Linked DNA regions of Homo sapiens: region 2 is linked to region 1. A link is a loop called in an ENCODE intact Hi-C map of the cell type or tissue named here. Cell type or tissue: dorsolateral prefrontal cortex. All regions are shown on one strand. Links, peaks and the distances in the headings refer to the core of each region. The heading gives the core; the rest is flanking DNA. Region 1 overlaps LINC01498 (long intergenic non-protein coding RNA 1498). Region 2 holds the start of LOC105369964 (a long non-coding RNA gene).

The links. Peaks named below come from ENCODE experiments on the same cell type or tissue, not always from the same donor. Only the 100,000 strongest peaks of a DNase experiment are listed, where the experiment ranks them.
Region 2: a loop joins it to region 1, with 5 times the contacts of the local background. A loop is called at or near these places in 11 of 110 quality-filtered maps.

What each region holds. Positions count from the first base shown.
Region 1 is chr12:108,451,090-108,463,800 of GRCh38, forward strand. LINC01498 (long intergenic non-protein coding RNA 1498) reads right to left here. Exons shown (of 4, transcript NR_120483.1): 3 at 10,541-10,605; 4 at 8,336-8,495. Among named protein-coding and RNA genes, the nearest start is that of LINC01498, 16 kb to the right of the region's middle. In dorsolateral prefrontal cortex, for the core only: a CTCF peak has its summit at 6,355 (motif pointing left); no DNase peak of the experiment used is centred there; H3K27ac peaks cover 2,120 bases; H3K27me3 peaks cover 861 bases.
Region 2 is chr12:107,912,233-107,924,943 of GRCh38, forward strand. It overlaps LOC105369964 (a long non-coding RNA gene), which reads left to right and starts at 519. Exons shown (of 4, transcript XR_945320.2): 1 at 519-1,726; 2 at 2,402-2,455; 3 at 2,582-2,790; 4 at 3,559-4,056. In dorsolateral prefrontal cortex, for the core only: a CTCF peak has its summit at 6,159; a DNase peak (open chromatin) is centred at 6,166; H3K27me3 peaks cover 3,554 bases.

The DNA.
Region 1 (12,711 bases), core at 3,033-11,032:
ATATGAAAATCAGGTCGTATAAGGAAAGAGGGTAAGAGAGGGTGGGTGCTGTAGGCCAGAGTCAGCTGGCCTGCCAAACCCAGCCTGCTATTGTAAATAAAGTTTTATTGGAACTTAGCCACAGTCATTCATCTATACATTTGTCTATAGCTGCTTTTGTGGTACAATGACAGGATTAAATAGTTGCAACAGAGACCATATGGCTGCAAAGTCAAAAATCTTTACTACTGGGGCCTTTACAGAAAAAAGGTTACAGATCCCTGCATGTAGGCAAGCATACAACTTCCACTGCAGTCGTATTCAAAACACATTTTCTTCCCTCCTCCCAGTCCTTCTCTGTTGAGATACATCACGACAAATCAGCAGAGCAGGCATCTGTCGGCAGAAGAATCCTCCCAGGGTCCATCAACTCCTACCCCATTGCCAATGAGTAAACACACAGCCTGTGGAATCACATCAGGCAGAGGACTGGTTTGAGAAGAGATTTTGTGGCTGCTGGAGCGTACGGGCTCTGTCTCCATTACCCATCACGGAACTTCACCATTCAAAGATCAATGACGTGCAGGCTAGATGATGCTGGCAAGCCAGGAGCTGTGGATCCCGATTTTTCCTCCATGATAAATGGGGAGCAATCTCCAGGAGCTCTAGCCTGGAAGACAGCCCTAGTCAAATTACTTTATCGCCCAGCTGAGAGATGGCCAGCTTGGAGGAGATGTACTCAAGCAGCATGCTAACTAGACTCAACATCAGCACATAGACCCCTCCTCAGAACAGCACTCTCCTCCCTCCTCTTTCCCACCAAAGAGCAGAAGAATTCCACCCTGACATTGGCTTATGGAAGCTGCTCTCCCTGACACTTCCATAGTAAATAAGATCAGGGGTCTATGTAGTTCCCACTCACTTCACATACACATATCTGAGATCACTGCTTTCAAGCTTGCCAAGTGGCAGAGAACTTGTACATCATGGAGTCCTTGCAGACACTCAAAATGCTGGTATATCATGCTTAAAAGAAACTTCTAGCGCAAAGACTAAGTGCACAGGAATTAGAGATAGGCAGAACAGGATTTAGATCCCAGCTCTGCAACTTACCATGGGCAAGTGTCTTAGTTGAAGATCCTTCAGAAACTTACTTTAAGACAAGGGTTCAAGTGCACATAGTTGATTTAGAAAGTGACCTCAGGAAGCACCACAGGGGAGTGGGGAAGAGGAGGAACAAATAAAGGGTGTGTATCAAGGAAGCTGTCACTGGAGATGAATTCTGCTGGAGAACCAATGTTAAACACTGCCTCAATGGTAACTCATCCAAGCAGCAAGGGAACTGGGGTATTAATACTCCAACTCCCATATGTTATTATTTAAGGGATGCTGCCAGAGGCATTAACCCCCTTGCACTTCTGGCCTATTATGTATGGGGGATCTGGTGGCCAAAGAGAGCCCTTGGGCAAAGTGCTGCCAATGCTAGGAGATGGAAGTTCTGCCCGTGGCCTCGGAAATGGTAAAACCCAAGGGTGTAGGAGTGGGGCTTGAAGGGGCATCAACAACATATGCTACAGCAAGCAAGCTAATCTCTCTAAGACTCAAGCTTCCTCATCTACAAAATGTAAATTACTTGTAGCAAATAATATCTAATATCTTGGGGTTGCTTTGAAGGGTAAAGTCAATACTGCAAGTTAACATACTCAGCACAGTGTGTGGCACTAGTAAACATCTAATAAATAATAGTTATGCTTATAAAACATCACCTGCAAAAGGAAATGTGTAATAAATGCCATGCTCATTTTCCAATCAACTCTGAGCCCCCAACCTATGGAGTTGGCAAGAAATCAATCTCCCTGTTTTGAGGTGGTCCTTCGACCTCCCTAAGGTCACATTAGAATCTGAGAGGTTTAACTTGGGGCCAGGAAACAAAGGATAAGGTCTGGACTTCAGTTCCCCATGACCTTACTGGTGAGTTTATAATCCAACTCTGCAGAATCCATTAAGTTTGGCCACAGGAATCTTTGTGGAGGCTGGGGGGCCCAGTACCCAGGGTCCAGCTTCTTTCAGCATACCCCAGCCATTCCACACCTCCCCATCCTGACCACCAGTGGGGGTCCAGCCACCTCCCCAGGATCCCATGAGAGAGTGGATTGAGGCATCTGCCGATCTCCTACCCCACTGGTGTTGAGGGATCTCCCTCCTCACTCATTGTTTGTGCCTCTTCCCCACTCCTCAAAGTCACTCATCTCCCTATCTTTTGAGCCATAAGCCAAGGGCTGCAAGCTGAAGGGCAAACAGAATGGTTCAAGTTCCCTGAGATTACAGAGTGCCTTCTTGGAACTGGGCTCTGCAGCTCCTGGCTGCCAGTATTATCTAGGATGTACATCACTGATCTTTGAATGGTAACATTCTGTGATGGGTAATGGAGTCAGAGCCTATGCACTCCTGCAGCAGCCCCGAAAGCTCTCATCTACCAGTCCTCTGTCTGATGTGAATCCACAGGCTTCATATTTAGGTCATTGGCTATGGAGTAGGTTTTGATGGACCCTGGGAGAATTCTTCTGCCTGCAGATAACTGCTCTTCTAGTATTTTGCAATGTTCTAACAAGACAGAAGAGGAAAGAGTAAAAGAAACATTTATTGAGTACCACTTGTAGCAGACATTGCATGTCCACCTACCCAGCACTCCTCTTTCCCCTTCTTAACAGTATGCAGCAGAGGAGAATTTATAAACAACTTCCATCCATTCTGAGTCTTTTCCTGTAACAAAACAAAACACAAATTAATGGTGTTGCAATGAATTATCCTGTCACATAAAATTTTGTGCTAAATCAACTATCATATCAAATTGTAATATAAGCTAGTAGCAAGAGCCAATGATCTGATGAGAAAAGGATGAAAGAAAAAGCCAAAACTATAAATTCTATTCATTCAGGGTTTTGTTGGGGTATTTTTTCTGTGAATTACAAAGAGACACGTTAATTTCTGAAGAGTGTAAGCAGTAAGCAGAGAAGATATTCCATTCTAGAGACACACTCATGCTTTGAGAAACAGAGTTTATGTTATGTCTCTAGGAGTGGCCAAATGTCTGGCTTTTCAAAATGAACACAAGTAGTTCCTTTTCCCAAGGGGATGAGAGAGTGACCCAGGAAAATATAACCTTGCCTCATCCCCAGCAAAGGTAACAAATGCATGGAAATTTAACACAGATAATTTGCTGCTATTTAGGGCTTTCACATAGCCCCAAATTTTACCTCATTTGTTACTATGCAAGACTGAAAGTTTCAGAAACTCAAATCAAACTGATTTAAGCCTAAAGGGGGATTTACTGGCTGGTATAACTTGAAAGTTCAGGTGCAGCTTGATCCAGGTGCTAAAAAGACAGAATCAAGATTTGGTTCTTCTCTCTTTTTTGTCTCTGTTGGCTTCACTCTCAGGTACGTGTTTCCCCCAGCATAACAAAATAAATGACAGCAGCTCCTGGCTTACATCCCACTAGCTCAGACCCTCAGCAGAAGAAGAATGCCTCTTTATCAGGATATCTCTCACAAGTCCTGGAATTCACTCTGATTGGATGGGCAGGAGTCATGTGCCTTCCCTGAACCTTGTTGTGGCTTGGGATGCAATAAGTCCTCTGACTGGCCAAAGCTAAAATCTTCAGGGGCGTGTGAACCAGAGCAACTCCATCTTAAATAGGACCTGGGTAAAATGAGGCTGAGACCTACTGAGCTGCATTCCCAGATGGTTAAAGCATTCTTAGTCACAGGATGAGATAGGAGGTCGGCACAAGATACAGGTCTTAAAGACATTGCTGATAAACCAGGTTGCAGTAAAGAAGCCAGCTATAACCCTCTGAAACCAAGATGGCGACGAGAGTGACCTCTGGTCGTCCTCACTGCTACACTCCCACTGTGAAAGCCCCAAATGGCAGTTTACAAATGGCATGGCAACCACAGGCAGTTACCCTATATAGTCTAAAAAGGGGAGACAAGAATAATCCACCCCTTGATTAGCATATCATCAAGAAACAACCATAAAAATGGGCAACCAGCAGCCCTCAGGGCTGCTCTGTCTACGGAGCAGCCATTCTTTTATTCCTTTACTTTCCTAATAAACTTGCTTTCACTTTAATCTATGGACTCACTCTGAATTCTTTCTTACGCGAGATCCAAGAACCCTCTCTTGGGGTCTCTATTGGGACCCCTTTCCTATAACAAAATCGCCTACCCAGGGAGCCAGGAATGGGGTTAATCTACACCACATTAAGTCAGAGGTCGGGAAAGCTAGCTCAATACATCAGATAGATGATACCAGCAGAAGGGCCACACACAACTGATGCCCCTGCAGGATCCCCAGCTATCATTTGATTTTCAAAATGACCCCCAATGTGATTATTTGGGTTTTTTACTCTTTTTTCATCTCAAAGTTATACACACACATTGTAATAATTACCTCCATTATATAGACTAAGAAACCGAGGCTCAGAGAACCAAGTAACACCCAAGTTCTCCTAATCAAACAAGGAGGAGCTGGGACCCAAACTCTCCATCTGTGTGACTCCAAAGTGAAGTCTGCCCAGGGTCTTTTCTGTAAATGTCCATTTATAGACCAATGAGTTTTTTTCGGGATTGTTCAAAGTCTTCTACTGTATACACAAACCAAAGATACCAGTGGCATTCCTGTCCCCTCGCTCCCACATCCCAGGGCAAGCAAATTTCAGGAGCCCATTTGCAGCCCCTCTTAAAGAGGAACTGAAGACTGAGTTAGTAAATCTGTGCTGAGCTAATGCATTTTTCTGGTTGACAACTTCACCGCTGCCACCAACCTCAGTGCTTTGCTGATGTCAGGCAAGAAACGCAAAATATATTCTGCCCTGTCATTCTAGTCACCTCTTCCTGTCCAACCCACATCCTAAAAACAGGCTAACAGGATTGCCATAGTCAACTCAGTGTGGTTGAAGGGCATTTCAAGGCTCCATATCCAGAGTGTAGCCTGAGGTCCCCTCTCTAGAGAACGGAGTGATAGAAGATACCAATAGCATTATGCTAGGGTGTCCCCTTCACCTAGAAAATCCACTTCTGGACATTTACCCTAAAAAAAATAATCAGAGATGTGAACAATCATAGACATACAGATATCTTCTGAAATATATGCTCGGAGTGCCCACAACAGATTACCCTGGGCACCTGTTAACAAGGGGCATTAGGCTGTGGTTCACACCTCCAATCCCAGCACTTTGGGAGGCCAAGGCAGACAGATCACCTGAGGTCGGGAGTTCAAGACCAGCCTAGCCAACATGGTGAAACCCCTGTCTCTACTAAAAATACAAAAATTAGCCAGCGTGGTGGCACACACCTGTAATCCCAGCCACTCGGGAGGCTGAGGCAGGAGGATCGCTTGAACGCAGGAAGCGGAGGTTACAATGAGCTGAGATCGCGCCATTGCACTCTAGCCTGGGCAATGGAGTGAGACTCCATCTCAAAAAAAAAAAAAAAAAGTTAGGGGGGCATTAGCTGGGCAAGGGGTGTGGGTGGGACAGGACCTCTGCATTCCACTCAACACCTGCAAAATCAGAATCTCCTAAGCTGTGGCATCCAGCCTCAGTTCAAGTCTGCAGTGAGCGATAATCACACCACTGCACTCCAGCCTGGGCAACAGAGCAAGACATCGTCTCTGAAAAAAAAAAAAAGTAGGGGGGAGGGTGGGATCCCTGCATTCCACTCACACCTGTGAAATCTCCTAAGATGACTCCCAGTGATTCCGGCCTCCCGCTGTGTCCCTGGTATTCACACCCACCTTGTTATAGTCTCCTCCCACCTTGAACAGGCCTGGCCTCTGTAACTAATGCAATGGCATATTGCAGAAATGACAGAGCGCCGTCTGAGGTTAAGTCATAAAAGCCTTGTCTTGCTTTCTCTTGGGTCACTCTTTGTGGGGGAAAGTCAGCCGCCATGTCATGAGGACACTCAAGCAACCCTATAGAGAATTCTGCAGGTCCAGGAGCTGGATTCTGCCAACAGCCAGCACAGATCTTGTGAGAGAGCTGCCTTGGAAATGGATCCTCCCGCCCCAGTTGAGTCTGAACCACATCTTGACTCCTGAGAGACCTCAAGCCAGAAGCAACCAGCTAGGACACTCCCTAATTCCTGACTCTCAAAACCTCTGTGAGACAAATGAATAGTCATTGTTTCAAGCTGCTAGGTTTGGGGGTAATTCGTTATTAAGCAGTAGTTATTACACAGGGTGAGCCCAGGATCTACATGTTTACAGGCTCCTTGGGAAAGTCAGACACACTGAAGCCACTGGAGGCCAAGGATGTCCCTGCAACATTGTTTAGATTCAGAAAGTAACATTGGTGCCCCCTAGGGGATTAGAGAAGCAAATTACAGTCTACCTGCAGGATGGCCAACAATGCACATAGGAGACAGCTAGTACCTACCTTATCTTTTTTCAAAGGCTGCCGAGCATTTATGACATATTGAATACAAAATCAGTTCACATGCACAATGCAAAATATAATCCTATTTTTGTTCCATATAGAGCATTATTATATAATCCCTCATGTCCCAGGCCTTAGCCTGAGATGTGTGTGATTATATAATAGTCTTTTACTCCTTGAAGAAGTTCTTGTCACTCCTAAATTATTAAGGTGCAAGCCCACAGCAGCCTAATGGCTTGGAATTAGCCCCAGCTATTTCTGAGGTTTCCGCAGGAATCCTTTTACCTGAGCTCAGGAATGTGCCCACGGGTCCTTCTGGTGTTGACATCCTGCTGTGCCATTGCTGTGGTCTGCTGGGGCGGCTCCCACCCCCAGCCCAGAAGGCAGGATGGCTCACATTCACCCACATGGGGATACAGGCCCTTACAAATATCCAAGTGAGACCAGGATGTAGTTATTTGTTTCACACATATAATACATAAAAACAATCCCACTGTAAAAACTGGCTTTAAAGGAGGGGAAAATAGAGGCAATTGAGTGTAATAGTTCAAGGTCTGACTCCACCTTTTACTTAAATCAGGCACGTTTGCCTCATGTCTTTACGGTCCCACTGCGCTGAACAATTCTAGGGCCACAATTCCTATTGTATTCCTTGTATAGAGCACCCCCTGGAGTCATGCCTTTATTTCCTCATCTGTAACATGGGGATTATAATCACAACTCATAGGGTCATTATTAGCATTGAGCAAGTAAATTCACGTAAAGCCCCTCAACAGTGCCTGGCCCAGAGTGGGCACTCAACAAATGTCACATCTTAATTACCACCATCATTATTCATATATACTCCACACATATAATTCCACTGCCCTCCCTAGAGGCAGCTCCATTTATTAAGTGGGCACACTTGTAGAATTTTTCTGTGCATTTACATACATAGATTTTGGCACTGATTTTTTTCTTGTATGAATAGGATTGTTCTCTATTCTCAGCCATATGTGTCAGAGAAGCTTCCATGTCTGTGTGCATAGATCGGCCTCACTCTAGTGCAGATATGCCAAGCTTTATCTAACAGTCCCCACTTGTCCAGTACTTTGCTTATTTCCAGTTTTATGCTATTGCACACAAGTTGCAAAGAACATTGCTACATGCTTCTTTGTCCATCACACTAGTATTTCTTTAGATGAGATTCCTAGAAGTGATAATTCTGGGGTAAAGGATATTTGCATTTAAAATGTTGATAGATCCTCAGCCTGTCGGGTGCTACTACAGACAACAGAATAAGAGGAGAGATATAGTACCGTGAAGATTAATTTAAAATTATTGCTAAGAGTGGTTGCTAAGACTCAACATCCAAGCGCTTTACTTGGAACTTCCTGCGTAAACACTCACCCTGCACGGAGGATGTTCTGGGAAAATTGCCACACCTCCAAGTTCCCACCCAGCTCATCTGAACCAAGAGAAGTGGGGAATAAGCCTTCCTGTCTAGTAGACCCACAATACCCCCTGGAGAAACATGGGAACATCTCTCCTCCAAAGGACATCCCACCATCACCCTGTAGTCCAAACAAGACAACCACATAGGCCAGGAGGGCAAGTCCAAGTCTGCTCATTGGATTTGGTACATTACTACTGGAAGGGAGACCAACCTTGGAGACCAGGGTACTCCTTACCAGACGTGGCACTTCTCTCCAGCCTCAGGTGAGAGCAAGAGCAAGCCTGCATATCCCTTCTGCCACCATCTGGTCCTCAATCCTCAACTCCAGCAAGCAAATGCTTGGATGAGAATGCACACCCTGTCTCCCAAGAGCAAACAAGTGCGTTCAGGCCTGGGGCAGCCAAACTCTAAGTTTAGAAACAGATTTTGCTCCAACCCTGCAGGGGCATGTTCTACCAACAAACACAGTTTGCTTTAGGTTCCCTTTAGAATACTTAACTGCTCCATCTGCAGCTTCAGTATTTGAGCTTTCAGGGCATCCCCAAGAACCGTGGATAGTTATTTTGCTTATTTTCTTCTCACCAAGTGCTCACACCCAGAATCAAGGGATGGTCCTGCTCAAAGGTAAACTCCAGTCCCCTTCCCAGAAAACAGAAAATACATGTAACATTTTAAATGAGGGTTTTACAAGCTTTGGGGGAAAAACGTAGAAGCAGATTCTACTCCAGGAACCCTACTAAATATGCATTTATAATTTTGCATTCATTTAACAATATTTACCAAGCATCTGCTACATGCCAGACCTTCTTCAAGGTGCTGAGGACACAAGGGTAGGTAAAGCAAGCCAGGACACTGCAGACAGTCCCCAGCTTATGATGCTTTGATTTTTTCATTTTATGATGGTGAGAAAGCAATAGGCATTCAGTACATTCCTTGATTCACAATGGGGTCACATCCATATTGTAAATTGAGGAGCATCTGTATAGGGATTAGATTCTAGTGTGCATACGCATAGAAAAAAAGGCAAGAGAATATTTTTAAAGTGATAATGGTTATCCCTGAGGATGGCAATAATAGAGATCTTAATTGTTTTTTATGTTTTGCGTTGTTTGAAATTTTTCCAACTGGAAAAAAACTCACAGTATAGATGAATATTTATAGTTATGGGACTATACTCACAAGATATTGCTAAGTGAAAAGAACTGGCTACAGAAGAATATACAAAGTATATTTTTTGTAAATATATATTTACACTGTGTGTGTATCTGTTGCGATGAGTCATCTTGACTAAAGGGATTATGGAGGAATGTGCTGTTCAATTTTCTGTGTCTTTCTGCGTTTTGCAAGTGGTATGAATTGAACACTTATCGCTTTTATAAAAAGGGGGAAAATGGGTCGGGCATGGTGGCTCACACCTGTAATCCCAGCACTCTGGGGGGCCAAACTGGGGAGATCGCTTGAGCCCAGAAGTTCAAGACCAGCCTGGGCAACATGGTGAGACCCTGTCTCTACAAAAAAATACAAAAAAAAAAAAAAATAGCCAGGCATGATGGTGCACATCTGTGGTCCCAGCTACCTGGGAGGCTGAGGTGGGAGGATGACCTGAGCCCGGGAGGTCAAGCCTACAGTAAACCCTGATCATACCACTGCACTCCAGCCTGGGTGACAGAGTGAGACTCTGTCTCCAAAAAAAAAAAAGTCGGGGGAGTGGAGGGTGGGGAATGTCATTTAGCAACAGGAACTTCAACCTATTCCTAAATTATTCTATCCCTAAATTATTCTATCCCTTGGTCTACCAAAATACCTGAAAATTCTCCGTTAGAGTCAGTCATTTGGCTAAACGTTTCCTTCCCAGAGGCTCCTGCTACACTACTTAAGAGGAATAACACACTGGTCTCTGTCACTTGCAAAATGGAAACGTGAACAGGGAATCTGAAAATGAACTGTCACTTTGGAAAGCGAGGAGTCTGCCTGGCTCAGCAAGACACGGACAGACAGGGAAGGGCATGGGGAGTCCCAGTGGCGCATAAGGACTCTCTGCTCTGAAAGTGAGGAGGAGGAGACTGAAGAAAAATCAGATGAGACATGGGATAAGAAGGACCTCCATGCATGCCCCTCTCCCAACACCCAGCACCCACTCTGCAGCCAAGGGGTCAGAGCTGTCGAAGAGTGATGAGCAACCTGTTTACTAAAAAGAAAGAAAAACCTACTTATAAGAGGTTTTTATCTTAGTGAGCCGCTCTGCCTGAGTCTACAGAAATTATCAAGGGTGACATCACTCTCCCCAGTCACAACCCCAGGACTTAACATCCCAGCAACACCCAAAGGACTCACCCACCCACCTCCCTGTCATTGCAGCAGCAGAACTGTCAACCCTAAAAATGAGGATGGTTACGTGAGGAAATATGACTATCACTCCTCTCCAAGCTGTCAGCTAGAATATGAGCCTGGACCTAGACTAGTTGCAGCAGGGACCATGTTTAACAAGGGGCACGGTTGACTGCTGGGACTGCTTTAATATTCAATCCAGACCTCTGATGATGAGTTATTCATTAATGACCAACTGCCTCAAGGCTCCTGTTTTATTGAAAGCTTTACAAACCATCCAAGAAATGAGATATTGAGCTAAACATTTCATTCTTCCTCATTTCATCATTCATCCAACATTTTTTGCAAATACTTACCAGGGGCTAGGGACTGGGGGGTCCAGGTATAAGATTCTTTTGGGCTTGAACATATCTGAGGACACCTTGAATTTTTATAAAAATGTGTATTAGATTTTCTTAATTATGGAAGTAACGCATGCATTGCAATATGCTAAACAACAAAGTAAAGTAAAAAATCAATAATCTCTCCCACTCCATTCTAACTCCAACCCCTTGTAGTTAGCAATGTTAATAGATTGTTGTAGAGTTCCCTTCTCTATGCTTTTTTAAAAAAATGTTCATCTATTTATTTATTTTGAGACTTGATTATGAAACTGGTTAATTTTTGTATTTTTTGTAGAAACGGGGTTTCATCATGGTGCCCAAGCTGATCTCAAACTCCTGGGCTCAAGTGATCTGTCCACCTCAGCCTCCCAAAGTGCTAGGACTACAGGCATGAGCCACTACACCTGGCCCTCTATGTCTTTTTTTACTTACCAAAATATATATATATATATATACGTATATATACATATATATATACATATACATATATATATATAGAGAGAGAGAGAGAGAGAAACTATACACATGATTCTACAACTCATCTTTTTCACTTCATTGTGTATTAAGAATCTCCCTTCAGGGTGACACAGAGATTGAGATTGTCCTTTTTAATAGCTGTGTGATATTCCACAGTATGGCTATAATGTAATTTAATCAACAAGTCTCAGACTGATAGGATGTCTCCTAACATCCTATTTGAGGAGACTCACTAAACATCCTTGGACATCACTGTACTTTCATGGATGTCTAAAGAAAAGACTCCCCAGGTGGGACAGCTGGGTATAGACATCTAACAGTGACAGAGGGTCCCTTTCTGCCCCAGCTCATGGGAAAATTTCCAGTGGTCCTGATCAGTTCCCCACTGGTTAGGGAACAAGATTACCCTTTCTCTCCCTCTCCCTATAAGGTGTCCAAGCCCCTCCCCTTCTCTTCATGGGGTGGAGAGTTGGCAGGATGGTTGGATGGTGGTTTGTTCACAAATGATGGGTCAGAAGCCAGGTGCCCTCCAGGGCAGCTCACTGCTCAGTCCCTGGCCCTTCTCCTCTGTGATCACGATGGAAGCCCTCCCCATTCCCCTCCCACTTCCCAAAGGCCTCCACACCATCCTTCCCTGCTCAGAACGGTCTTCCAAATCAACCTCCTTTTTCCCCAGCCCCAGTCTCATCACTTCTCAGAGACCAGGGATCAGGATTGGGCAGAATGCATCTGCGTGCTTTCATCCTTGGCTCTGTGTCGGCACCATCTGGCACAGGAGAGAAGGGTCCTCAGAACCAAGGTGGGGGAAGAAAGGCAGGGAGAGAGCAGAGGAGGGGAAGGAAGGGGAGGGTAGGAAAGGGGAGGGGAGGGGAGGGGAGGAGAGGAAGGGAAGGGAAAGACAGAGGAAGGGAGGGGAGGGGAAAGGAGGAGAGAGAGGGGAGGGGAATTATTAGGCGGCAAAGAGACCCTTCCCAATACAACCCTACCACATGCACTTCTTTGTCACTGCTTTCTACTCTCTGAACATTTATGGTACATCAAGTCCAGCCCTCCTCAGCCCTTCCCTCTGCGAAGACACCAAGACCATGCACATTTCACAGTGAGGACACTGGAGCCAGGATGGGGCGCGGAGGGGGGGTGTGATTTAGCCGACACCACTCATCAAGTTGGTAGCAGAGACAGGGCTACAACCCAGCTCTCTGACATCCCTTTATTGTGAGTTGAGGAAGGAGTGAGTCTCCATTGCAGTTCGTTCCACCTGCCCTCCAGAATCCCAAGGAGCAATCCTATTAATCATCACAAGAAGGTTAATATGAAAATAGAATCAGGCCTAAATTGAAACAGACAAGTTCAAATCTGTCACCCTTAACCCAGTCCAATTCAATCTGTCAGCAAGTCCTGTTGGCTCTTCCTTCAAACTGTATTGAGAATTCATTTTTTCCTTTCTACTCCGGTCACCTCTGTCCAAGGCACCAGGGTTCCTGCAGCCACCTCCTCTCTGCCTTCCCAGCTCCCATCTTGCCCCTCCACAGGTCTTTGCATGTAGCAGCTGGAGCCTTCCTCTTAAAATATAAACTGGATCGTGTCTTTCTCCCCAGCTTGGAGCCTCTAGCAAATGACTTCTGGCTGCACTTAAAATAAAACCTCCATTTCTCACCCTGGTCGAT
Region 2 (12,711 bases), core at 1,968-9,967, 540 kb before region 1:
TCGAGAACCTCTGTGACTCCAAGGTCCTTGTCCTGCTCAGGTATCCATTTCCTCAGGGTCCATTTGAGGGCCCTCAGAGGGCCTTCAAAACCAAAAACAAAACACAGGGTCTGCAGTATCTTAGGATGTTGTCTCCAAGAGGCTCTAAGAAAAGCCAGTGTAAAGTCACTGAATTCTTGGAGTTGGTCCAGGACCAAGGGTAAGTGCAGAAGCCGGGGCAGCCAAGGAACGGGCCAAGGGCAGGCAGCCAGCTGCCCTGCCAGCCCCCTGCAGGGGGCGCTGTGGAGCAAAGCTTTCACGGGTAACGGGCAAAGGGGAGCAGTAGTGTCAAGTCAGGTCTTGGCAGCACAGCGAGGTTGGCGAGTTCTCCTTGGCTGCCAACTCAGCCAAAGGCTCATCCTGCACTGTTGGGCCTGTTGCTGGGATGCACCTTTGGAATGTGTGAGCCAAGAATGGGCGCGCATGCTCATGGAACCCGCAAGGAAGGCGCACCGGGGAGGAAAGGGAGGGGGCAGAGATCACCCTAGGAATGTGCACAGGGGGCAGCTGCCGGTGGAGGGTGTTTGGTATGAGGGAGACAGGCTCATGGGGAAATGCAGCTGGCCCTCCCGCACTGGGGCCCCAGCGCTGACAGGGGACGGCGTAGGACGGGGATCCCTTGGGCTAGGAGGGCGAGAACTGCTGCGCCATCAGGTGGCAGCTTTGGGGTCAGCACCCTCGAGATGTCCTGCCCTTTCTCCAGCGGAATTGGGAAGAGCCCCTCAAGGGCTAAACAGATTCTGACGGGGTCTCTTGTGGTGGGGAGGACAGGTGGAGAGAGACATGCTTCCCTTATAACCCAGCAATCCTGTTCCATGTATTTGCCCAAGAGAAATGAAAACTTCTGGGTGGATGTTTATTCACCCATAACCTGTATGTAGATGGTTTTGGTTGCATTAGTCTTATCTCCTTGACATAGGACTTTTCATTTTATCCATTTTGTCTTGAATGTGTATGGAATTATTTTTAGGTGGTTGTTCTGGGGATTAGAATATTTATGCCACACTTTTCAGTCTAATAAGAGGTGTATCTTACCAACTCGAGTAATATGTGAAAGCCTAACAGTCATATACATTCATGTGGCTCTTTATGTTATGGTTGTCATATGTATTCCATCTACAAGCCTTGAAGCCCCACATCCCTTTCAAATGATGATATGTTTTCATGGTTTGGAAGCAGCTCATCCTGGAAGCGCAGAACCTGCCAGGCGTCTTGCACTTCCTCCTCCCAGTCCCCCTAGGGTTAAAGGCTGCACTCTAAGAAGGCACTAGCCTGTCCCCAGGAGTCTATCCAGATCCCTGGAGGGCTCCATTTCTGCAGGACGAGGCTACCCCTTGGAATAAATCCTCTCTGCTTCTGCCCAGCCCTGTAAGGGGCACCTTCCATTCTTTCTCCAGCAGGCTTTCCTCTGCTGACAGGGAAGGAGACAGTGTGGGGCAGAGAGGGATTTATCCTCTTCTCCTTGGGCTGAGGAGAGGGCTGGGAAGTCCTCCAGGCAGCATCTAACTTCCTCACTCTTTGGGCTGCTGTAAGTGGCCTTCCAGGTCCTTCCTGCTATTTTCATGTTCAAAAATTGAAATTTGAGTTTTCTGAGCTGGAATTTCCTCTGTTTAAGGCTGCTAGGAAAAATGGCTGCCAGGGGTCCTGTAAAGCAAAGCTTGCTTGGAGAATGGGCGAAGATGTATGTGTAAGTGATTTGCTCAAGATTATGCAACCTCCCTGGGCATAGCCCCCACTTCCTTGGGAATTTCCTAGCATGTCCTGGAACGGGCCTCCATCATTCCCCATTTCCTGCTGCATGAGGAGACATTGCCCCCTACATGAACTAGATAGTGTAATATCTGCCCCTGGTGTGTCCGGAATTGGTTCCTTCTGGTGGGTTCTTGGTCTGCTGACTTCTAGAATGAAGCCACGGACCCTCGTGGTGAGTGTTACAGTTCTTAAAGATGGTGTGTCCGGAGTTTGTTCCTTCAGATGTTCAGATGTATCCGGAGTTTCTTCCTTCCAGTGGGTTCGTGGCAGCATCCAATCACTATGGAGCCACTGCTTACTGACACCTAGCCCCAAATGACCAACCTAAAACTGACACCCCACAGTTCCCCCATGGTGCATGCTTTTTGTCCCTGCAAGGAGTAATAAACCCAACTTGCTCCACTGCACATGTGTTCCTGGAGGGTATTGACTGGCCTCTTGAGGGGCTGCCTGGGCTCTGCCTCTGTCATCATGTAAAGATGATGGTGATCGACAACACAGGGTTTTCTGTGTGCTGGGCGCTGTTTTGAGTTCCTCGCATATACTCATCTGCATTTTATCCTCACAACAGCTCTGAGGAGGGGGCACTATTCTTATCTCTGTTTTGCAGATGGAGGAGCTGAGACACTCAAAGGATTAACCCCCTGGCCCAGGTCACCGACTTGTAAGTTGCTGAAGTGGGATTTGAACCCATGTGGTCTGGCTCCATAGTCCACGCACTGAGCTAGGGCCTAACCAGGCTTCGAGCCTAGACAAAACACAGGTCCTGACCTGCCTTCATCCTGTGCAGGTCGTGGAGTTCATTGGAATGTGATGGGAAGGAGGAGAAGAAGGAGAAGGTGATGGAGAGTCTCCTGGAGGCAGCTGAATTTTTGGCATGGCCGAGAAGACCTGGGGTGGACCCTTGACCCGCATTGGGCCCACTCTTGCTTCTCTCCCGGGAACTAAGACTTAGGATTTATGAATGCTGGTCTGTCTGTGCAGGAATGGTGTGTGAGGGTATGTAAGCTAGGGAACTGAGTGGTGACATCTGCCCTGGACACTGGGAGGACATTTGGGAAAGATGGAGCAGCAAGTAGAGAGAGAAGCAGAGATGGGGGAGCAATTCAAGGGGAGAGTGAGAAGGGAGAGAACCAAGAGGGAGAGGGAGAGGAAGATAGAGAGGGAGGCAGAAGGACAGGGTCAGGGACAGGGCTAAGAAGGAATGGAGAGAGAGAGAGGATGGAGGAAAAGAGGGAGAAAAACAGACATATATATACACACACACACACATACACACACATATATACATATATGTATACATATATGTGTATATATACATATGTGTGTATATATATGTGTGTATACATATGTGTATATATACGTATATATACACATATATGTGTGTATATATATACACACACACAGAGCAGACACACACACACACACAATCCATTTCTCCGGTGCCTGCATGTTAGTCCCAGTGGTTCTCTGCTCCTGCCTGGGAGAATCTACTGTCCCTTGCACCAGGGGTGGCACAGACATGGGATGGTTGGGACCTCTGGCTGGACCCTTCAGCAACCAGACCCTGGCCCACACCTGATGCTGTGGTGGATGAAGGGAATCCCAGCAACTGTTGCTCTCAGGCCCCAAAAGAAGTTGTCCAGTGGAGTCAGGAGGTTTACAGTATGTCTGGGAATACATTTTCCTCCAATCCTGTCTTGCTCTTGCCAACAATTTCCCAGGCAAATAGTGAATTGTTTTATTTGTTTGCTTTATGTTTTGAAGAGAGGGAGGCAGCATGGTGATTTGTGAAGGGCTGAACTCAGACAGACCTAGGTTTAAGTTCTGGTCATCTCACTTGCTGTGTGACCTTGGACAAGTCACTTCACTTCTCTGAGCCTCTCTCCAACAACGGGGCTAATAATCCCTGCCTTATAAAGTTGTGGTGATGATTAAAAAGTGGCTGGGAATGGTAGCTCTTGGAAATAGTAGACAGTCAATAAATGTCAGTTTTCTGCTCTTCAGTCCTTTAAAGTTACTGTACAGCAGGTCCTGGAATAATACTAAAATGTTTCATTATAATGTTGGTGAGAAAAAGAAAAATCAATTCCCAGCCAAGGCCATCATCTGGGTGCAGTCTGTACATTCTCCCCATGTGTTCATGGGTTTTCTCTGGCTCTCTGGTTTCCTCTCATATTCCCAGGATGTGCACATCAAGTGAATTGGCATGTCTAAATGGGCCCAGTCTGGGCCAGGTGTGGTGGCTTACACCTGTAATCCCAGCCCTTTGGGAAACCAAGGAGGGAGGATCACTTGAGCCCAAGGGTTCAAGACCAGCCTGGGCAACATGGTGAAACCCTATCTCTCCAAAGAATACAAAAATTATCGGGGGGTAGTGGTGCACCCCTGTAGTCCCAGCTACTTGGGAGGCTGAGGTGGGTGGATCACCTGAGCCTGGGAGGTCAAGACTGCAGTGAGCTGTGATCACGCCACTGCTCACCAGCCTGGGTGACAGAGAGGGACTCTGTTTCAAAAAAAATAAATAAAATGGCCCCATCTGAGTGAGTGTGGGTGTGGGTGTGAGTGTGCTCTGTGAGGGGATGGCATCCTGTCCAGTGTGGTTTATTGCCTTGTGCCCTGAGCTGCCAGGATAGGCTGTGGCCACCTGCAACCCTGAATTGGAATTACTGGGTTAATGATTATCTTACTTGTTTTTATTAATCTTTCTTAAGTGTATGTATAGCTCACATTTATTTCAATGTTTAATACTAGAAATGTTTTGGTCTTCATTTAGAAGTTTAGTGATGTTTGGCCGGGCGCGGTGGCTCACGCCTGTAATCCCAGCACTTTGGGAGGCTGAGGGGGGCGGATCACGAGGTCGGGAGATCGAGACCATCGTGGCTAACACAGTGAAACACCGTCTCTACTAAAAATAGAAAAAATTAGCTGGGCGTGGTGGCAGGTGCTTGTAGTCCCAGCTACTCGGGAGGCTGAGGCAGGAAAACGGCGTGAACCCGGGAGACGGAGCTTGCAGTGAGCCAAGATTGCGCCACTGCACTCCAGCCTGGGCAACAGAGCGAGACTCCATCTCAAAAAAAAAAAAAAAAAAAGTTTGGTGATGTTTTTGTGGCCAGAAATATGCCTGTAGAAACTTAACTCTAGTTAATATCCATTAGCCTATGGTAACATCGGTGTTGTAGTACATTGTTTCACTTAAAGTTGCAGTTTCCAAGAATCTGTTAATGACATTAGGTGAGGACTTACCCTATTAGTAAAATTTACACTTGACAAGATTTTAAAAAATATTTTTCACTGACAAATAGAATTGTATTTACTTGTCTGTTATTTCAATAAATTCACAGGAATGAAACTAACATCTGGCACCTATATTTTAACTTTTTAATGTTCTTACTACTGACTGTAAATGATAAATATAACAAGGAAATTTTTATCAACATATAAATGCTTTTCTCAAACATAGTGGGCTCTTTCTCTGGTTGATTGTGCTGATGAAGATGGCAGTAATGGCTTCCATTTCTTGAGCACTCACTGTGTGCCTGTCGTGTTGGTGATGATGAAGATGGTAGTACTGGCTTCCATTTCTTGAGCACTGCTGTGTGCCTATCCTGATGGTGATGATGAAGATGCAGTAACAGCTTCCATTTCTTGAGCACTCACTACCGTGTGCCTGTCCTGATGGTGATGATGAAGATGTAGTAGTGGCTCCCATTTCTTGAGCACTACTGTGTACCTGCTTTGCACTTTACTTGAGTTATCCCATTTGCCCTTCATAACTCTGTGAGGGGCTCCTATTGGGATCTCCTCTGCAGAAGATGACGGGGAGAAAAGGAGGATGGACAAAGGTGAAGGGACAGCATGGTGCTCCTCCTTGCTGATCCACGTGGTTGGAATGGAGGCTGAGAGAAAAAATGGGCAGAGCCAGAAATCCCAGGACCTGGTGTTAGTGGGATGTGGGGCTCAGCTGCCCACCTGTGGCCCAGAGCAGTGGAGGATGCCTTGGCTGTGCCCTGGCACACAGCCCTCTACCTCCCTGGCATCTGAGCACTGGGGACTGTGGCAGTGGGGTCAGTGCCCTCAGCTGGACACAGAGCAGAACTTGAGAAATATGGGCCCCTGAGCCCACAGGACCCAGAGACCCAGCACCCAGGGAGGCTTGGGTGTAGAAGAGGGACGCCCTCAGCTAGCACATGGGGGCTTGAGGTCCTGTTGACTTCTAAGGGACCTCATCTGATCTCCCCGCTGGGGACATCCAGCATGCAGGCTTCCTTCCTGGCTCCTCTGTCAACCTTTGTCCCAGCCTTCAAACTTTCTCTTCCCAATGCCATTCTGACACTTCGTCAGTTCCCCTTCTAGTCCACTAGATGCTGCTCTGCACCCACCTGAGCACCACCATTTCTAATTCCTTCGATCCTAGTTTGGTAGAGACAGGTGAGCTGGTCAGCCCTTTCCCAGGAGGCAGACTGGAGACCAGAGTGCTTACCAGGGCTCTTTGCCATACGGTAATGATTTAAACTTCAATCACTGTAACTTGTGGAGCTCTTTTCACGGATTAGCTCCGGTAACCCCCACAGGCCCCCATGATGTATGTTCCCATCCTACATATGAGGAAATAGTATCTCAGGGAGATGATGTGACTTGCTCAGGGTTACACAGCAAATACCTGGACAGGGTGTGACTTGACAAAGCTTTTTGTCCAAGTTAAAATGCCAGAGACATAATATTGCAATAATGCCAGTAGAAGTTGCTATTTATTAAGCTCCTACTACTGGGCGAAGCTTGCAGAATACAGAGATGAATATGACAGACCTATTCCATGGGCAGTTTGTCATGTGTCCACTCCCCTGGGAACCTCAAGGGCAGCGCCCATGTGTCCCCAGCACTGAGCACAGAGCATGCCATAGAGGAGGGTCTCAGCTAATGTTGGCTGAATCAGTGAATGAACTGCTGTAGGCTATACAATAAGCACTTTGGTCTTGGGACCCTTTTTCATCTATAAAAGGGAAGGTGGAGGACAGATTCTCCCACTTGTCTTATCAAGGGTCCCATTTTTGGGTGTGTTGGCTTAATCACACAGGCCCATCCCTAAGGTCCCTTCTGGTTCTGCAGTGCTGCCACCTATCATTGGTGGTTTATCTTTTCCAGGAGTATTGTTTCTTTAGTTACCATTGATGTATGCCCCAGAGCCCTCTACTGCCCTGGCATCTGAGCACTGGGGGACTGGGGAGCAGGGGCAGTGCCCTTAGCTGGACATGGACAGATGGAGCATAACTCAAGATTTCTTTGGAGCCTTAAACACTGTAGGGAATATGACGAACTCTATAGATACTTCCCCCAGAAAAACACATTCATGCCTACGTTTTACATACAATTTCAGGGCTTCCTAGAGCCTAAGTTAGCATCACTACTGTAGAGGATTCTTGAAGACCATAAGATATCAAGAACGAAAGAATCATATCTCAACTGGTAGCATTATCTGTTCAATCAACACATTCTTATTGCTACTAAGTGCCATATATAACTTTAGCATCCAGCTCAGTTAGGAGGGAGCTTTTGGGCAGCAGGGGGTCCAGTCAATGAACTCTCAGCTCTCAGGCCACACCTGCTGATGGGGCTCCTGGTGGTTTTCATAGCTTCTCACCTCCGCGGTGCACTTGCAACTTTTTCTCCCTCCTGGTCCCTCTCTTCAGAGCCCTTTAGAGCAGGCTTATACAAAATGAGTGTGGAGAATCCTGAATTATCCCCAACTTGTAGCCTTGTTCTTTAGTACTCATGGTCAAGTTTATCCCAAAGGTTAGCAAAATCAGCTGCTCTCAGGGTTATAAGTTCAAAGCCACTCTCATCGCAACTTCCTCAACAAAATGTCAGAAATATCTTCCTCTCCACTTTTGTTAATAATAATTTTTAAAAAGCCTTGGCTGTTCATTGGGCACATAGGTATTGAGTACTTTGGGGGCAGCTGAGACTATGGGGTGAAGGAGATTATATCTTTGGATGAGGCACGGTGGATGGGGGCAGGATGAACTGATGGCTGGCTGTAAGTGTCAATCCATGTTTTATAGGGTTCAAAACTGCCACAGTTTTGTGGACTGCTTTAAGAAAAAAAATTGTAAAATTTCAGTTCAAAAGTGAATAGTTATTTAGAATTAGAGGAGAAACTGCAAAAGCCATCAATTTAAGAAAACTGAGAAATGTGACTGACATCACAAAATTTGGAAAAAATAACATTTAAAATAATTGTGTGTAATGCTTTATTCCTGATTTATTTATTTTTTGCCTTCATAGTGTTTGATTACTCCTACAGATAGCACTAATTTTATAATATTTGGTATAGAAAGAGTAAAAGTATATTACAGGTTTTCTTCCATCATGAAGGATAGAAATCTGTTCTCTATTAATCACAGTTTAGAAAAAAATATTGGTGTCACATATAATTATTTGTAATGTCATGTTGATTTTAAGGATTGTTGTCAAATTTGGGCAAGCCCTATATCAAGATTCTTACATATGTGAACTGTCAGATTTCTGGGGATTTTGGGTCGTGTGTGTGTGTGTGTGTGTGTGTGTGTGAAAGAGCGAGAGAGACAGAGATAACTGGTTAAACTTAAATACTCCTGGAGGTAATGACACTCATTAATCAATCTGTCACTAATATAAATATGTAAAGAGTTTTGTGTTATCTTCATTTTATGTTAAATCAGAACTTTATATAATCCTGCAATATGTTGATAAACTTTATTCTTCTTCATTAATTTGGTTATTGAACAATCTACGTGCCTAGTCTTTGATTCTATTTGAAATGTATCTCTTCCTCTTTATGAATTTCTGCTTTTGGTATGATAGGAAAGGTTTTGTTATAACTCTCATTGTTTGGCACATTTATAATTACATACACTGTGCTATCAAGTATATTCCAATAGAGAGAACTTCTATTTTGATTCACCTTTGATCAGATTAAAGTCTGCTTCTTGTGGTTTTATATATCCTAGCATGGGAACAAAAAATGGAGCCTCTGGTGCCACTGATTTCAAAATTCATTTCTCCTTCACTTCCCACGTGGTTCTGGTGCAAGCACTACAGGATATGTTCCCATCGTGGGATTACATCTGGCCCTGCACCTTTGTGTTAGTTAGCTTTGTGTTAGTTAGCACCTTTCAGTTAGCTCTCTATAGAGCTGAACTGAAACAGTATCCCTGGAAGTTACTCCTACTCCAGGATGATGAGCAATAACTTACCTATGTACTGAAGTGGCTGCTTACCGCATTGATATATCTCACAGAACCTCAACAAAGAACATCCATAACTCAGCTGTCTCATACCCACACAACACGGGGACAATTAACCAATGGGAAGTCAGGATGCAAAGAAAAAGATGATTGCTTGGTAGGCTATTAATTACTGCCTCAATTTCAGAATTTGTTATTGGTCTATTCAGGTATTCGACTTCAGATGGATTCATAGCTGAATTCTACCAGAGGTACAAAGAGGAGCTGGTGCCATTCCTTCTGAAACTATTCCAAACAATTGAAATGGAGGGACTCCTCCCTAACTCATTTTATGAAACCAGCATCATTCTGATACCAAAACCTGGCAAAGACAAAACAAAGAAAACTTCAGGCCAATATCCTGATGAACATCAATGCAAAAATCCTCAGTAAAATACTGGCAAACTGAATCCAGCAGCACATCAAAAAACGTATCCTCCATGATCATGTCAGCTTCATCCCTAGGATGCAAGGCTGGTTAAACATATGCAAATCAATAAACCTAATCCATAACACAAACAGAACCAAAGACAAAAACCACATGATTATCTCAATAGATGCAGAAAAGGCCTTCGATAAAATTCAACATCGCTTCATGTTAAAAACTCTTAATAAACTAGGTATTGATGGAACACATCTCAAAATAATGAGAGCTATTTATGACAAACCCACAGCCAATATCATATTGAACGGACAAAAGCTGGAAGCACTCCCTTTGAAAACTAGTATGAGACAAGGATGCCCTCCCTTACCACTCCTATTCAACATAGTATTAGGAGTCCTGGCCAGGGCAATCAGGCAAGAGAAGGAAATAAATTGTATTCAAATAGGAAGAGAGGAAGTCAAATTGTCTTTGTTTGAAAATGATATGATTCTATTTTAGAAAACCCCATCATCACAGCCCCAAAACTCCTTAAGCTGATAAGCAACTTCAGCAAAGTCAGGATACAAAATCAATGTGCAAGAATCACAAGCATTCCTTTACACCAACAATAGACAAGCAGAGAGTCAAATCATGAATGAACTCCCATTCACAATTACCACAAAGAGAATAAAATACCTAGGAATACAGCTAACAACAGATGTAAAGGACCTCTTCTAGGAGTACTACAAAGCACTGCTGAAGGAAATAAGAGAGGACACAAACAAATGGAAAAACATTCCATCCTCATGGATAGGAGAATCAATATCATGAAAATGGCCATAATGCCCAAAGAAATAGATAGATTCAATGCTGTTCCCATCAAACTACCATTGACGTTCTTCACAGATTTAGAAAAAAAACTACTTTAAATTTCATATGGAATCAAGGAAGATCCCATATAGCCAAGACAATCCTAAGTAAAAAGAACAAAGCTGGAGGCATCATGCTACCTGACTTCAAACTATGCTACAAGGCTACAGTAACCAAAACAGCATGGTACTGGTATCAAAACAGATATATAGACCAATGGAACAGAACAGGGACCTCAGAAATAACAGCACACATCTACAACCATCTGATCTTTGACAAACCTGACAAAAACAAGCAATGAGGAAAGGATCTTCTATTCAATAAGTGGTGCTGGGAAAACTGGCTAGCCATATGCAGAAAACTGAAACTGGACCCCATCCTTATACCTTGTACAAAAGTTAACTCAAGATGGATTAAAGACTTAAATGTAAAACCCAAAACCATAACAACCCTAGATGAAAACCTAGGTAATACCATTTAGGACATAGGCATGGGCAAAGACTTCATGACGAAAATGCCAAAAGCAATTCCAACAAAAGCCAAAATGGACAAATGGAATCTAATTAAACTAAAGAGCTTCTGCACAGCAAAAGAAACTATCATCAGAGTGAACAGTCAACCTACAGAATGGGAGAAAATTTTTCCAATCTACCCATCTGACAAAGGTCTAATATCCGGAATTTACAAGAAACTTAAACAAATTTACAAGAAAAAAGGAAAAGACCCTATCAAAAAGTGAGCAAGGGATATGAACAGACACTTCTCAAAATAAGACATTTATGTGGCCAACAAACATATGAAAAAAAGCTCGGGCTGGGCGTGGTGGCTCATGCCTGTAATCCCAGCACTTTGGGATGCCAAGATGGGTGAATCACGAGGTCAGGAGTTCAAGACCACCCTGGCCAACATAGTGAAACCCCATCTCTACTAAAAATACAAAAATTAGCTGGGCATGGTGGTGTGTGCCTGTAGTCCCAGCTACTCAGGAGGCTGAGGCAGGAGAATCGCTTGAACCCAGGAGGTGGAGGTTGTGGTGAGCTGAGATCACACCACTGCACTCCAGCCTTGGCAACAGAGCAAGTTTGTCTCAAAAAAAAAAAAAAAATAGCTCAACACCACTGATCATTAGGGAAATGCAAATCAAAACCACAAGGAGATACCATCTCATGCCAATCAGAATGGTGATTATTAAGAAGTCAAGAAACAATAGATGTTGGTGACACTGTGGAGAAATAGGAATGCTTTTATGCTGTTGGTGGGAATGTAAATTAGTTCAACCATTGTGGAAGACAGTGTAGTGATTCCTCAAGGATCTAGAACCAGAAATACCATTTCACCCAGCAATCCCATTACTGGGTATATACCCCAAAGAATGCAAATCATTCTACTATAAAGACACATGCACACATACATTTATTGCAGCACTATTTACAATAGTAAAGACATAGAACCAACCCAAATGCCCATCAATGATAGACTGGATATAGAAAATGTGGCACATATACACCGTGGATTACTATGCAGCCATAAAAAGAATGAGATCATGTCCTTTGCAGGGACATAGATGAAGCTGGAAGCCATCATACTCAGCAAACTAACACAGGACCAGAAAACTAAGTACAGCATGTTCTTACTCATAAGTGGGAGCTGAACATTGAGAACACATGGACGCAGGGAGGGAAACATCACACACCGGGGCCTGTTGGGGCATGGGGGGCGAGGGGAGGGAACTTAGAGGACAGGTCAATAGGTGCAGCAAACCACCATGGCACATGTATACCTATGTAACAAAACTGCATATTCTGCACATGTATCCCAGAAATTAAAGTAAAATTTTAAAAAAAGTAATTGCAACTGAAATATTAAAATATATTGTTTCTATATATTGAATACATATATTTCACATACATTTTGTATTTTAATATATATTGAAATATAGTACTTATGGAGATTAAAACAAAAACAAAAACGAATTTGGCCATGCTTTTCAAGAAATGATTCTGAGTTAATTTCCCATAAGGAAATCTTCAACTCAACCTCACAGTTATATCCAAAAATCAGTTCAAGATTTACTGTGGATCTAACTATGCAAGATAGAACAATAAACTTTAAGAATAAAATAAAGGAGAATTTTTCATGACTTTAGGGGTAGGCAAAGATTATATAACTAGGTCAAAGGTGCTAACCATGGAGGAAAAATAATGGACTCTTTTAAAACAAAGAACTCTTCATCAATAGACACCATTAAGAGTGTGAAAAGAGAAGCTACAGAGTGGAAAATGCTTCCCATAATACACAGAGCCAACAAATATCTTGTATCTAGAAAAAAAAAAAACAAGAGAAAATGGGCAAAAGATGTGAATAGGCACTTTGCAAAAGAGGATATCCACATTGCTAAAAAAAAAAAAAAAAAATGAAAAC